2 separate regions of the Homo sapiens genome follow, and region 2 is linked to region 1. Evidence: chromatin loops called from intact Hi-C (ENCODE). Cell type or tissue: A673. All regions are shown on one strand. Links, peaks and the distances in the headings refer to the core of each region. The heading gives the core; the rest is flanking DNA.

Region 1 (8,736 bases), core at 3,338-5,837:
GTGGGGGGAAGGCAGGTGGTCAGGTGGGGGGAAGGCAGGTGGTCAGGTGGGAAGCCGGGAAGGCAGGTGGTCAGGTGGGGGCAGGGCGGGTGGTCAGGTGGGGGGAGGGCAGGTGGTCAGGTGGGGGGAAGGCAGGTGGTCAGGTGGGGGCAGGGCGGGTGGTCAGGTGGGGGGAAGGCAGGTGGTCAGGTGGGGGGAAGGCAGGTGGTCAGGTGGGGGCAGGGCGGGTGGTCAGGTGGGGGGAAGGCAGGTGGTCAGGTGGGGGGAAGGCAGGTGGTCAGGTGGGGGGAAGGCAGGTGGTCAGGTGGGGGCAGGGCGGGTGGTCAGGTGGGGGGAGGGCAGGTGGTCAGGTGGGGGGAAGGCAGGTGGTCAGGTGGGGGCAGGGCGGGTGGTCAGGTGGGGGGAAGGCGGGTGGTCAGGTGGGGGGAGGGCAGGTGGGAAGGCAGGTCAGAACACAGCCTCCAGGAGAGTGCTGTCCACACACAGAAACTCATTCATTGCCCAATCACCACACACGCCCTTTCTGACTGAACCACGGTTGACTGGAAGAACCGGATGATATCCCAGGTCTGCATTTTTCAAACTCAGTCCCGATTCCAACTCCTTCTGCTCTAACTAAACACATGAGTGAGCATTTGGTCATCTCAGGCCAGGCAGGAATATTGGAAACGGATGGAGCAAAGTCACAGACAAAGCCTGCATGCCTGCATGCCATGTTTTTAGGTTGTAAGGGAACAAATGTTAAACACAAGAAAGGGAATTTTGGCCCTAACCCAGCAGAGTGGGTTTCCCACACAGGCACTCCTGCTGCCGCAGGGCCTCTGCGCTCGCTGTTTCCCCCGCAATTCACAAGGCTGCACCCCGTCCTAAACGAGCATCTCCCAGACACCAAGAAAGCAAACCTTGTTTCACAGCTTTATCGCCACTATCTAGCGCATCTGGCTCCTGGGAGAGAGACCATCAACAAATATGCATTTATGGGATGAATGAGGTGAGTAGGAGTCATTTAATATCCAAGACTCACATGCAATGAGACAGTGCACAGGAAACTGCTAAAAAGCATGAAGCGCAAGATGAATTCGTTAATTCAGCAGGTATCTCTTAAGGACCTGCAAATAAGAACAGTAACGTTAAGCACAGGCAGCCTCAGGGGCAGGTACGGAATTCTGGCAGCACAGAGCACAGCTCTTAACCCAGTTACCAACCTCGAGTGGGTGCTGAGGTGGACATCCCAGAGCTACAGTCACTGGAGTCAGTGACCACGGACAGGCTGGAGGCCACGCATTCTAGATGAGGGAGTCTCTCTCCAAAACAAGACGCACCAGCACGTGCCGAGGAAATGAAACTCCAAATGACGGTAAGATAAAGCACTTCCCAAATGACGTCACCACCCTGGTCACACTGCAGCCGGCCGTGAGGGTGGGCCAGCCGCCCTGCAGGAGCCAAGTGTTTCAGGGACAGGACCCCGCTCCTCGTCCAGCTCCCCACACCGCGAGCTTCACCGTCCGGAAGTGCGCAAAGCTGCAAGTGAAAGAGGAAGCCCTGCCTTCTTCCCAGCATCCACGCTCCTGACCCAGAAGGTGATCCACGTACAACCTGAAGTATGAGATTTCATTAGCAGCCCATTCTCTTAATTAAAAGCCAGATGGAATATTTGAGGTGATGGCCTCGAATGGTAGATGGTGCTCAGGGCTGACAGCAAATAGGATATTCAGGTCACTGGTTCTCCCATCCCCAGTAGCTGTGATTAGGAGATGGTCACACCCCTCCTTCACTTTCTTCTTCTTAGATGTTCCCTCTTATTTAAAAAGAAAAATCTATGAAACTAGCCCCATACAAGTGTATGGGCATGGGGAACAAATAGGTATTTGTGATATAAAAGCAAACAGCCTCTATCCAAATGACACTGAGGATTTCAACCATATATGGCGCGCAGGGTCACCCTCTTCCCAAGGTGAAAATGCCCAGTGCCAGGAGCCCGACGCTGTCTCAGAACTCAGGGCCACTGCATTCAAAATCATTTCAAGATTTCAGCATTTACTTTTAATATTTGTGAATCTGTAGTAACTTTTATAACAGACATGACTAGTTAACAAAAAACTGGATTTGACAGCAAGAACATCACAGTCATCAACAGTGTTGCTCAGAAGAAGATCCATCTATCACTTTTAACCTGTCCTGAAAGGGGGAAACTTGATGAAATCAGGCGTCCAGATTTCATCACAATTTGAATTTCTAAGACAATCAAAATGCCAGAGACTAAGACAAAACTACATAGACATCTGGGGGGAAAAACAGCCCCTGGAAAGATATTCAAGCTGAAAGGATCTTGGCAGCAGGCAGAGTGGTTCTCCAAACTGTGGAGAAGAGAGGCCATTCCACTGAGAGTGAGAGGCCGGAGCACCGCTGTCAGACGATGTTTTTGGATATGATGTAGAAAATGCACGAGGAAAAGTTGTAGCTATAATATCCACGGGGGCTTTTCCATGAAAAAACAAGACATAAGCTGCCTGTGCAAGGGGAGCCAAAGAAATGCTGAAAACCACTGCCACAGGCTGGTGTGATCTGGAAGTTCTCCTCCTGAAACACAAAAAAATAACCCAGACAGACTCAGTGCTTCAGAGGGACACAAGGAGCACAGAAAAGCCGGGGGACACATAATTGCTTTCAGAGGCTACGCAGTTCAGAAGCAGGTGCAGCCCATCAGGAAGCCACAAGCCCCTCCAGAGGCACCGAGTCGGGGAGACCCAAGCCCCAAACACCAAGGCCATGGAGTAGGAAAGTGACAGCGTGGGTCTTGCCCTCATTCTCATCAAAGGGCAGCCCTGGGCTTTCATACAGAATAATAAACGCTGCTGCCAATCGTCCAGCTCAGTCCTATGGCCAGAAAAGTTTCTTCTAAAGAAATGTCTTCAAGAATGATTCTTATCATGACACATACAATGTGAACTACAAAAAAAAAGAAAAAAAAATCTGAATGACAAGAAAATGCCAGGACTAGAGCAACATGGAACTGAATGGTATTATAAAATTTTGATAAATTATACCCCAAGATGTTTATTCTACTTTTTCTGGATGACTGAGTACACGTTTTCATTTTAAGTGATAATCTACTAACATAAACAACTTGCGAAAGTATGTTATCTGTGTTAACAGAAAATTACATAAATATCTTAGTACTCTGGACACGATATTTTATTTTTGAGACAAGGTCTTGCTCTGTCACCCGGGCTGGAGTGCACTGGTGCAATCACAGCTCACTGCAGCCTCAACCTCCCAGGTTCAAGCCCTCCTCCCACCTCAACCTCCTGAGTAGCTGGCTCTACAGGCGTGTGCTACCATGCTTGGCTACTTTTTTAAAAACTTTTTGTAGAGATGGGTCTCACTCTGTTGCCAGGCTGTTCTGAAATTCCTGGGCTCAAGTGATCCTCCCTGGCATCTCCAAGTGCTAGGATTACAGACATGAGCCACTGCGCCCCCAGCCTTGGAAGCTGTATTTTGATGTCCGAACAAAAACAGTCCCAAATTAAATATAGAATTTCTGACTAGACAAATTATTCGTGTTACTTTTTAAATCAGTGAGTACAGAATCAACAACTTAAAGGTTAATCAAATACCTCTAGCTTCCATGACAGCTTTCGGTTAAACAGCAGTTTATCCGGCATAAAACATAATCAGGTTCCAGAAACCTGGAATTTACTAACTGCTTCCTATTGACTCAACCATAAAGAAGCGTCGCTCAGGTTTGGTTTTTCTGTTGTGAATCAAATGCTGAAGTGAATCGAATTCAAGTTGGCTTTCACGGCTACTCTACACCTTACACACCTTCCTTCGTCCCCAGATCCTAACAGCCAACCAAAACACATCCACTGGAGAAAATACAATCAATATATTCTTTTATTATTTTTTAAAACATGGCAAACCATACTTTAATCAGAGAGCAATGAAGATTTCCACTTACAAATTTATCCAAGTTGGCAAAAAATAATTAGCTAACACGAATCTTTCCTTGTATGACGCAGCTGTCTGAAGCAGATGCCAGCTAGCACAAAGGCCGTACATGAAGTCTTATCAAGAATGGTGGCGGGGACTGTCGGGAAGAAGGTGCTGACGCCGCTGGTAGATGTTAGAATGAAAATAAGGAAGCTTAGAGTAAGGAGGAGAGCAGGAAAGCCAGGCCCATAACACTAGTTATGAAGGAATGGGGGCCTTTCTGAAGGAATGGGGGCCTGGAATCTTCCAACAGGAGTCACAAAGAATACAATTAAACCACTTGTGTGTTTTCTCCTACACAAAGTGTTTTAAGAGGCATAGGAGGGAGTAAGTCTCAGGAAGAGAAATAACACTGTACACTTCTCCGACTTAAAGCCAACTAATATACACACAAACTAGCTAGCACCTGCATGGCTTTCTACAACTTTTTCTATTGCGATGCATAAATGTCCAAAAACACAGAATCCAAATTCCGTGTCTTTTACAAAGAAACTGTAATGAGTCTTTAAAAAAAAAAATCAGGATCACTTATTAGTAGAGTCTTCAGATTTAAAATCAGGCATGTGTCTGACTTACGGAACAAAGGCCATTTCATAACACAAGCGGTCTCTGTCCTCCGTGACAGAGGAAGGCGGATTTCCCCGAGGCATCCTGGCAGCCCGCGCAATGCATGGAAGCTACCACTAGATGGCACCTGCGCCCAAGCTATAGCCCGACTCCCTCCTGGTGCTGGTGCTACGCGTGTGGTCCCCGTACATGGAAGAGCCATCCACTTTTCAACAACAGGCATTTATCTGCAAAAGACTTACACCAAGAGCTTGCCTTAAAAGATCATCAGGACAAATGCAAAATGCACATGTCTTATGAAGCACAGCACTGTCAGTATAGCAATGCATCCTTTTGATCTGCATCTTACATTTCAGTTTGCACCTTCAACAATATTTTCAGAGGCTAAAAATGCAGAGGGCTTTAAATTAATAATATATTTGCATTTTGGCATAGACGGAATTAAGCAAACTATGTCCATGAACATTACATGTGGGGGATTATATATATAGTCAGCATATCCAACTTCAAAAATGTCCAACCTTGCAAAAACTTACTCAAATGTAATGAGTTAGCAATTGACTTAAAGTATGTTAGTCATTTAGTAACTGACTTGAAAATGCTCTCCATGCTGGCTTCAAGGCAGCTCATCTCAGCGAAAGCCTGGGTGCGTTCTAAGCGCTAGAGAGGAGGTTCAGGAAAACAGCACCTAAGTTGTCTTCTGTCACCTCTAGACTCGAGGTCCACAGGTCTGACTTCTAGCCCCAGGGCCCCCCTGATACTGTATAAGTCGGGAAACACTCTCATCCCTTGAACATAGCTCTGGGTGACATCGTCCATTCAATACCGGTCCCAGGTGGTCACCACCTGCAGGAGGAGACCCAGCCACCAGCCCTCACCATGTTTCTGCTTGGAACCAGCAATAATCACTTAAGATTGTGAGTGACATGTGGATGAAATGGAAACTGCTAAGATACCTGGCTCTTTGGCCTAGTTTGGTCTCCCAGTGGGGTGGTTTCAAGGGTAAGGATGTGCCTCTCCCACCGTGGGATGAGCAGACCATCACCGCAGAGCAATCAGCCCTGCCCAAGGGCAGCAGCCCTTCTGAAAGTGGCCCTTCCTGCACACGCCCCCACTTTAGCAAACTCAGGCAGGAGGGTGTGAAAGGGCTGGAAATTCAGAGTGAGCAACTGGAAGGGGAGACAGATGGAGGGACAATTTCCCAAGAGGCCGACTTGGGGCAGAAGCCAGAGAGGGAAAAAGACAACCCCCAGGTCTGAGCCTAGGCCAGAGATGAACACAGGAGCAGGCGAGGCTCACGGTGTTCACGACACAATTTTCTAAGTCCTTTCACAGAGGTTTATGTTACAATTATTGTCATTCTTTGGGTACTGTGATGTGTGTCTTCTGGTAAGACGGACTGAATAATTTGAGAAACAGCTATTTCTGAGCACTTGGTAGGATTTGCTACCTAAACGCCCAGAAAGTTAAAACTTCATTATTTTAGGACACTAAATAAACAAATAAACATCCCAGCTTTCCCCATTAGACATTCTTACTCTTATCGTTCTGATGAATTCACAACCTGGCTGGTACTGACCCCGTACTTGGTTGAGTGTGGATTATAAAGCTATAAGCAGAGAGGGGTGACCAAATGGAATCAAACTACGTAGGCACGGCCTGTCTGGTTAGGAAGCTTGTCCACACAGAAAGCCAGGCAAAACTAAAGCATGTTATGGTTACACATATATAAACAAATGTGAAACATGTAGGTTTTCTACAGCTCCCACATGCAGAGTTCAAACTATTATGTAATATAAATATTGAGTCTCAGAAGTTCCAGTCCACCATGGATACCTAAGGAAAAGATCTGACATTTTACTTAAAAATTTCAGCAACTCTCCCCAAATCACAACACTATATTGTTCCTGAAATATCTCAGGCAGGCTTCCTTAATCACACTGTAAGTTGTAACAAAAGGGTTGTAATTATAGTGTCCATTAAAATGATGTAAACACAATATATATATATATACATTTCTCCTTCAGACTTCATTCCTTCGTTTTCCTCTTCTCTCCTATTTTTAAAAAGAGGAAATAACTGTATTTTCCTTTCCTGTACATCTTAACCCATTTATGCCTAGTGTTCCATTATTGGAACGCTAAGCTCATGGGAGTTATTTATATCCTACTGCTCAAGGTTGTCACCAAGGTCTGATTTTTCACTAAAAAAAGAAATTTGCAACCTCCGGCATAAATGGGTTAAGTTTTGTTCTTATAGTTCACCTTCAATTTATCTTTTTTTTTTTTTTTTTTGTGAACCAAAAAAAAGAATTTCAAGCCCCAATTGAACAATGCCTCAGACAAATCTCTGGAAAGCCCTAATTACTGCATTTATCTTCTCAACCACTCAGTCATATTTCTATTTTGAGAAGGAGTTACAAAATAATATCTCTGCAACTGTTTCGCAGGAGCTCGTTGACCAAGCTGGAGCCCTGGATCTATGAATTCAAAATTTTGAAAGCTAAGTAAGCTGTTTTCCATCAAGTACTACATCAAAAAGCTGGTCACAAGAGGCCAAGCCTAAGTCCGTCCCTCTCCGCCCACGGGCTTCTCCGAGGCCATCTCCGAAACGCCCTGCAGCTGCTGGCAGAGCCCGCATGGGCCCCTATGTGGCCCCTGGACAGACCGACGGCACTCCTGGGGCAAGGTGAGCCCGGAGCACAACCGGCCTCCCAGTCAGTTCCTTCCCGGGGCTCTCAGAGCCAACCACACCCCCGCGCCGCATCTCTCCACCACCAACCACACCCCCGCGCTCCATCTCTCCACCAACCACACCCCCGCGCCGCACCCCTCCACCACCAACCACACCCCCGCGCTCCATCTCTCCACCAACCACACCCCCGCGCCGCACCCCTCCACTACTGTTTATAGGCTCTCAAGAGGGACAGGGAAAACCAGTATTGTTTGAGTGCCAACTCTGCATAAACAATTTCCACAGAATGACTGCACATGCATGTGCGTGCCTATGTGCATGTGTGTACGCGCGTGTGTACACGTTTGTGTGTACACGTGCGCGCATGTGTGCACGTGAACGTGACCAGTGGTCTCTGCATCCCACAGGGAGGGGAGGGCTTCTCTGAAAAGAAATTGTATATGCACAAGCCTTAGCCCCGCGCCTTCTATTTGCTGAAGACATCGCCTCGGTCAACACCAATGAATTCATTTACTCTGTGAATACAAATCCCGCCAGTGGCCACAACAATCCCTCTTGCTGAGTTCAGCAGTGAACGAGGCACACACTGGGCTGTCCCGCGCAGCTGCCTCCAGAGAAGTCGAGAGTAAACCTGAAGAAAGGGTGCCCTCCCGTAACCTCCCAGAGCCACCACCCAGAGGACAGGAAGGGTCCCACAGGCCCCTTCAGCTTTACCATCCTAAGATGCCTAGGTCCGAGGACATTTCCTTTCATCCAAGCTACAGGCGTCCCACAGCTGAGAACCCGGACCTGTGTGACCTGTGACCCCCTCTGCCACCCACGTGACAGGACAGACCATGGACCAAGTGGCCCCTCAGGGACCCAGGCTGTCTGAGGCCCCTGCGGGGGACAGAGGAAGACGTTGCTTCTCCAAGAACACAACTTACACTCGGGCACTCACGGACAGTCGTGATTGCAAAACGGGAAGTGATCTGAAGAGTCGCAACAGATCTGAACGACTAAACTCCGCTCCTTAAACGAACTTCAGATCAGCGATGACTTGACAGGTCTGACTCTCACGTGATTTCTCCTCTCTGAACTAGAAGCGAGCTCCATCGGGCCGCTGCGCTTCTATCAGCTTGAGCTGATGCCCTCCGTGTTCCCACACTGGCAGCTGCCGTCTGCGCTCGCAGGACCACAAGTGATGAACTGATGCCCTCCGTGTTCCCATGCTGGCAGCTGCTGTCTGCGCTCGCAGGACAACAAGTGATCCACTGGTTGTGCCACAGAGTCGAAGCTAGTCGAAGCTACAGGGCTGAGAGCCAGAAGCCACCTGCAAAGGGAGACTGTGCTCACCTGCGCACCTTCCCAGTTGCTGCTGAGCCACCTGCCTGCCACCAGGCCAGAAACCACCAAAGGCGCCTGGCACTACTGTCATTTCCATTATCATCAATGGCTATGACTATTTCTCTGTAATTACCCATGTTTATCTACCCTGCGTTT
Region 2 (5,688 bases), core at 22-2,521, 580 kb after region 1:
CTACAGGTGGGAAAACATTCACATGTATGTTCGTGGAAACTAATGCACATGGAAACAGGATGCTCCTATGATGTTCTGATGTAGTTTCCGAGTGATGGGGGGACATGCATAGTTTTTTCTACCCAGTTCCTACCGACAGCGCTAGACTTCCAGATTTGAGTGTTTTCCTCTCACTACTGATTTCCAACAGCACCAAAAAGAACAGGAAGGAAAGATGGTAAAATGATGTTAAATGCTATGAAGTCCCTGTCCTCTCCATCTGCCTGCCTCTAGACCCCCTCATTTCTGGGGGAGCTGATTTATTAATCTATTGGAAGTGCTCCAAGTCAACTAATTCAGCCATATGGCCATAGTAGGCCAGTTATGAACTTTTTATGCAGTAAAATTTAATTACAACCATATGATTTGAAATTTGCTTTGATACATAGAAGCTTCCCTTGAACTCTACAGAAATTAAATAATTTTTAAAAGCTTCTTACAAAAAAGTTCAGGGAAAATACTGAACTTATTTCAGGAAACACATGTGTATAGTACACTGGTTATATTTGCACACAGTAAATGTGCAGATCTAAATGCAGCTTTCTGTTCCTCAGGGTGGTCTTGGTAAGCTCTGGCCTTGCAAGCATCTTTGAGTGACTGGTTGTAAGCCTTGCATATATTGCAAGGACAATATTTGCTAAATGGGGCCCCTCACTCATCTGGGCCCTCCCATCAACTCTGAGCCAGCACTCAGCTCTCCCGGTGTGTCTAACAGTCCTTAAGCTGGTAGTGGAGTAATTAGTTTTCCAGATGGGATGAATCCGTGTTTCCCAGGTGAGCACGGTGTCTGCAAAATCATCACAACTAGCAACACCTAGTTCGCCCTTGGACATTCTGACTCAGTGAGGCTGTGGCGGAGCGCAGATAGGGGTCTGGGCGTGCATCCCAGGCGATTCAGAGGCAGGTGACGTGCTGGCCAGGTGGGGCGGGGCCGTCCTGACTGCAGTGCTGGGTTCAGACACTGCTCCCCGGGGAGCCTCATCTCCGCCCTCTTGTGGCCACATCCCAGAACTGCGGCAATGTACAGCATGATGGCCCTGAGACTTGAATATTTGGAGAATTTTTTTCTTAACTCAGAATTTACGTTGAGGAGTGGATCCTGCCTACCACTTCATCTGACATAAAGCTGCTTACTTAGCAGCTCAGTTACTCCCTGCTCACTTCACATATTAAAAGCTTCTCCTAAGACCGGCTATCCTTAAGAGCAGGGGCTGTGCCCTGAATTGCCTGTTGTCCACAGAACCTCCCAGAACCTCCCAGAATCGAGGCTCACGGCAGAGGTTCTGCACTCACCAAGGACGCGGGGGGACCATGTCTGTGCTCATGTGGATCCCCGCTGCTGGGCAGAGCACACCACACATCCAGACTCAACAAAATACATGGAGTCAAAGGTCAGGTGACTGAATCAATGAGTATGTTACACACCAAGAAAGACCCCTCCTCTCTGCACCCCGGGGAGCAGCCCCAGAAGCCTGGTCTCCTCCAGGATGAAAATGCAAACGCAGGTGCCTGGGGGCTCCCAGAGCCTTTGGCTTCACGGTTCCCTCCCGGCCCTGCCTGGAGCTTCATGTGCCTCCCCTTTTGCTTAATGAGAGCCGCTGTCTAAGAGTTAAGGGTTTTCTGGGTGACGTTTAACAATAATAAAGGTGACTGCTTATCTAAGGAATCCGAGCCGCGCACCTGCCAGCCGCGTTTTGTGTTTGTCACTACCTTTTACTTTCACAGCGATTTTGTGAGCTGAGTGGGCGGGTTACCTCCATTTTACAGATGAGAAAACCAAGTCTCAGAGACAGAGCTTATAAACAGCGGGCCTGGCATTCGTCCTGGGTCTGGTTCCAGGTCCTCATGAGCCGACGGGACACTCCCCACTCCCTGGAGGTCTCCTGGGCATTCCCTCCCGTGGCTCCAGGGATCTCCCCCCGACACCCACGTCTGCTTGACTCCTGCTTTAGCTCCCTGAGGGCCCCAACCCCTGGGCATGAGCAAGTTGGACTCCAGCTGGGCCCTGCCCCAGAGTCAAGGTCAGTCGCCTGCTCCAGGGCCCCTGAACCAGCCCAGGCGCAGCCCTTCCTCAAGCACCTCCGGCTTCACATGCATCTCGGAGGAAATCCACGCGTAAATGCGGGTGGGCAATGCCACCTGAGCCCCTGCACGCCTGCTGGGACAGAGCACGTCCAGGGTACAGTGCGGCTGAGCCAGAGGCGGCAGCCACCCTTGTACTCAGCTTAGTTGGGGATTCTGGGAGCCCTTAGTCCCCGCTCAGTGGAGCTGAGCAGAGGGTACCTTACCAGCTTAAAAATTTTGGAAAGCGTGCCCTGGGCATCGACTCCCTTGAATCCCTTGTGAGCCGATTTATAGTCGGACGCTCTGCCTCCGTAGCCAAATCCTGGTCTCTGGCCTTCGGCCCCCTGCAAGAGAAGACCACGGAGCTCAACCTCCACCCGCGGTGCTGGGCACGCTGCTTGAGCCACTGGGAGCTGCCACCAGGGCCCCGGGGAAGGGCCCAGGCCCCGGACTGGACTGGTGAGTGGTTCAGGAGCCACGGGCCAGCACCACGCTGAGGGGGTGGGGGCGGGAGAGGCTGCTCCCCCAGGTCTACCAGGGTGTTGGCCGCAGAGAGAGGAGGGCTCTGGTTTGGGCGGAGGCTCTCTCATGAGATATGCGGCCCAACCACACATATTTTAAGGATCTAAGTCGTTTAGGGAACAGTTGCTTACCTTCACGCTGTGGGGTGTTCAAGAGAAGATTAGCAAACATCAAGCAAATCAAGGTAAGGAGGCTCCTGCCTACACGGGTTTGGAGGACTCGGACCCTGGGGGGCTGTGCGCTGTGTAGGTGCCGGTCCCCGGAGGCCCCGGCCTGCGCCTTTGCTGGGGGCTCCTTTTGCTGATTGATTTGCACAGATTGGATTCTGGTCACATGTGCCCTGTGGTTCTAGGATCTGTCTGGGAGATCAAGAGTCCTCGGCCTTAGTAAAATGTCGAGCCTCGTATCTTTTATAAGGTTTTGAGACAAAATCCTGAGCTCTCTCCCAGGGTGAGCAGGAATCAGTCTCCCTTGGCCATAGCTCGGACTGGGAGCAACAGGAGGCCGGGGCTGCTGAGCCGGACAGAGGGAGGAGGCAGGCCTGGCTGGCACGGGGGGCGGCCGCATCCTGGCAGCAGCGGGACAGCGTCTCAGCTCCCCCACCTCCCAGTCCCCTAGCACCTTTCTAGCTCATCCGGCTGTGTGGCCTTGGGCAAGGGCAGGAACCTCTCTGAGCTTCAGTTTCCTCATCTACGCAATGGGGCTGTGCGAGAACACAAGCCGTTCATGGAGATGCCACTCCTCAGGTGGAGGCTGCCAGCTCTGGGCTTTGGTGCCAGCTGTCATTTATGGAAGAGCAGGCCGCCCTGCCCTGGCCTCATCAGCCCCAGCAGCCCCTCTGGCTTCCTCATGGGCCGTGTGACCGCAGGGGCTTCCTGACACACATGGGTGCGAGTGTCCCAGGACCAGCCTCTACTTGCTACTGTGCTGTCTTCTCGAGTGGGAACTCCACTGCAAACATGGGGAGGAAGGGAAGGAGCTCGCTGTGGGAGTCTGGGCGCGGTGGACGTTAACAATGGGGGGCGAAGTGTCCTCCCACGGTGGGTGCACTGTCTGTGGGAAGGCTGACCACGCTGTTAGCTTTTCAGGGATCTTGGTTGGCCTCCTGAGTCTCTACTCAATGGACAGGGTCCAGACTGCACTTTACATTTTGCCAACAAGAAATGGGAGACTGTCCTTGAGCCCTCTCCTGAAGACTTGAGGGAACCAAACCAGACTGTCCCTCCTCTATCAGCCTGCAGCCTTTCTTCCATTTCATTAAAGTGTTTTAGGACAGGGAGGACCTTGACCAACCTAGCCCATCTCTTATTTAGAGGTGAGGAAGATGACACCAGAGGCCTCAAGGCTTCCAGAGCACCTGGCTGCACCCTCAGCCTCTGCTGGGGGCTTCCCACCATACAAGCTACTTGCACAGTTTTCTTTTCATTCAGCCTGTGCTTGGGAGTGAGCATGGCCACTCAGAACCAGGCAGCTGCTTTCGTGTGAACAGTTGATTCGGGGGCTATCCAGTGAGGTGAGGGACGGGATGTGTGGCAAGAAGGTCTAAGCACTGCACACGAGGGGACAGCCAGCCTCGCTCTTGCGTCCTAGAGGTTTCCAGGTTCATGCTCACTCCCTGATGGCAGAGGGCAGGTTGCCAGCCTGGCTCTACATGGCAGAAAGCCACTTCCCTGCAAGCGTTAAGTCCTTCTGTCTTACTCTATTGCTTTTCTCCAAAAATAAAGCATTTTTGAGAGCTAAATCCGGGGATTGACTTTCAGATTAACAATCTGCGCGGCCTTTCCTCCTTTCCAATCCTTAGTCATGTTTATCTTTGGGGAACCTAGAATGTACCAGGAAACACACAACACAGCTTAGAAAGAGAAAGTGGGGGCTCTCTGGAACTCCAGACAAGGAGAGAGTCCTGCGGCTCTGGGAAACAGACAAGCAGACAAAATGCAGAGAAGGATTTTGCTTTGGAAAAAAGAGAAATTCAACAGACATTAGTAGGACCCAAAAGGGAGAGATGCAGGGAGGAATGCAAGGGTCTTTCTTGTTAGCTGCTGGGGCAGAACGGCCTGTGTGCAACCCCCCATCGCTCCACATTCAGGGAGGATCCGGCACGACGGCCCCAAAGTCCACTCCTAGAAAATTAAGAGCAGATAAAGCAGTAGCTAAAATAAGATTTCTGGGTCAAAAATGAATTTCATTCTTCTATCATCTTTGTCTCCTGCTGGCATAGAAAATAAAAAATTAATTGTGAGTACTAGTCCATGTACATTTGCTACATGATTGTCATCGTTTTGCAAATTCATTAGGTCAGAAAAAGCAAGTCAAATATGCATTAATGGAAAACGTTTCGGTAAATATCTTAGTTCATAATTCAGTGTAATCATGTGTGGGACTGATCTGGGATCCTCATGGTCTCTCAAGTACCCTGCCCCTTCCTCCCTCTCTTCCTTCCTCTTCCCCACCTTCTGTTTTCTTTCCCTGTTCTTTCTTCCTGTTCTTTCTCCTTGTTGTTTTTCTTTTAAAATGTATTCATTCATTTATATGATGCTTATTAATTGAGCAGAAAGTGTAGGTAGGCTCTGTTCTAGCGTATGAGAGCATTGCAGTTTCGGAGACAGACACAACCTATCTACAATACGTTGGTGGTTATTCCTCCATTTTATTCTAAAATTATAACTTTTATACAGTAAGAATCATATCTGGTATTTGCTAGTAACTAAAGTCTGTAAGTTTGGTTAGAATATAATGATTGGCATTTTAATTTGGCTCAGACACCAAATTTTTTCACTAGAAAGTTCAAATTGGCCATTTTAAACCTTCCTTGAAAGTTTGCTTTCAGTATTAACCAGCCTAAAATTCCTAAGGAAGATTTTCTGGATGGCTTGATATCTATGTTTTAATTATTATTTAAACACATACAAAACAAAAATCTTTGGATTAATGAGGTTATTATAAATCGAGCAACTCTATTTAGCCTCTTTTTCTGTTCATCAGCAGAATCATTTTCCCAGTGTCAGCATCTGGGGTCACTGAGACGGGCCAGCCAGTCCCACTTCCACATGCGGGTTCCTG

What was found. Hi-C counts contacts between places; a loop is a spot of excess contacts. Peaks named below come from ENCODE experiments on the same cell type or tissue, not always from the same donor. Only the 100,000 strongest peaks of a DNase experiment are listed, where the experiment ranks them.
Region 2: a loop joins it to region 1, with 4 times the contacts of the local background. A loop is called at or near these places in 2 of 110 quality-filtered maps.

What each region holds. Positions count from the first base shown.
Region 1 is chr18:76,394,413-76,403,148 of GRCh38, forward strand. The region is part of intron 3 of ZNF516 (zinc finger protein 516); the gene reads right to left. Among named protein-coding and RNA genes, the nearest start is that of ZNF516-AS1, 93 kb to the right of the region's middle. In A673, for the core only: a CTCF peak has its summit at 4,676 (motif pointing right); a DNase peak (open chromatin) is centred at 4,709.
Region 2 is chr18:76,982,448-76,988,135 of GRCh38, forward strand. It overlaps MBP (myelin basic protein), which reads right to left. Exons shown (of 9, transcript NM_001025101.2): 8 at 2,328-2,447. It overlaps MBP-AS1 (MBP antisense RNA 1), which reads left to right. Exons shown (of 3, transcript XR_935667.3): 3 at 1,280-1,705. Among named protein-coding and RNA genes, the nearest start is that of MBP-AS1, 4.9 kb to the left of the region's middle. RefSeq lists enhancers at 446-1,295, 1,095-1,184. In A673, for the core only: a CTCF peak has its summit at 1,050 (motif pointing left); a DNase peak (open chromatin) is centred at 1,014.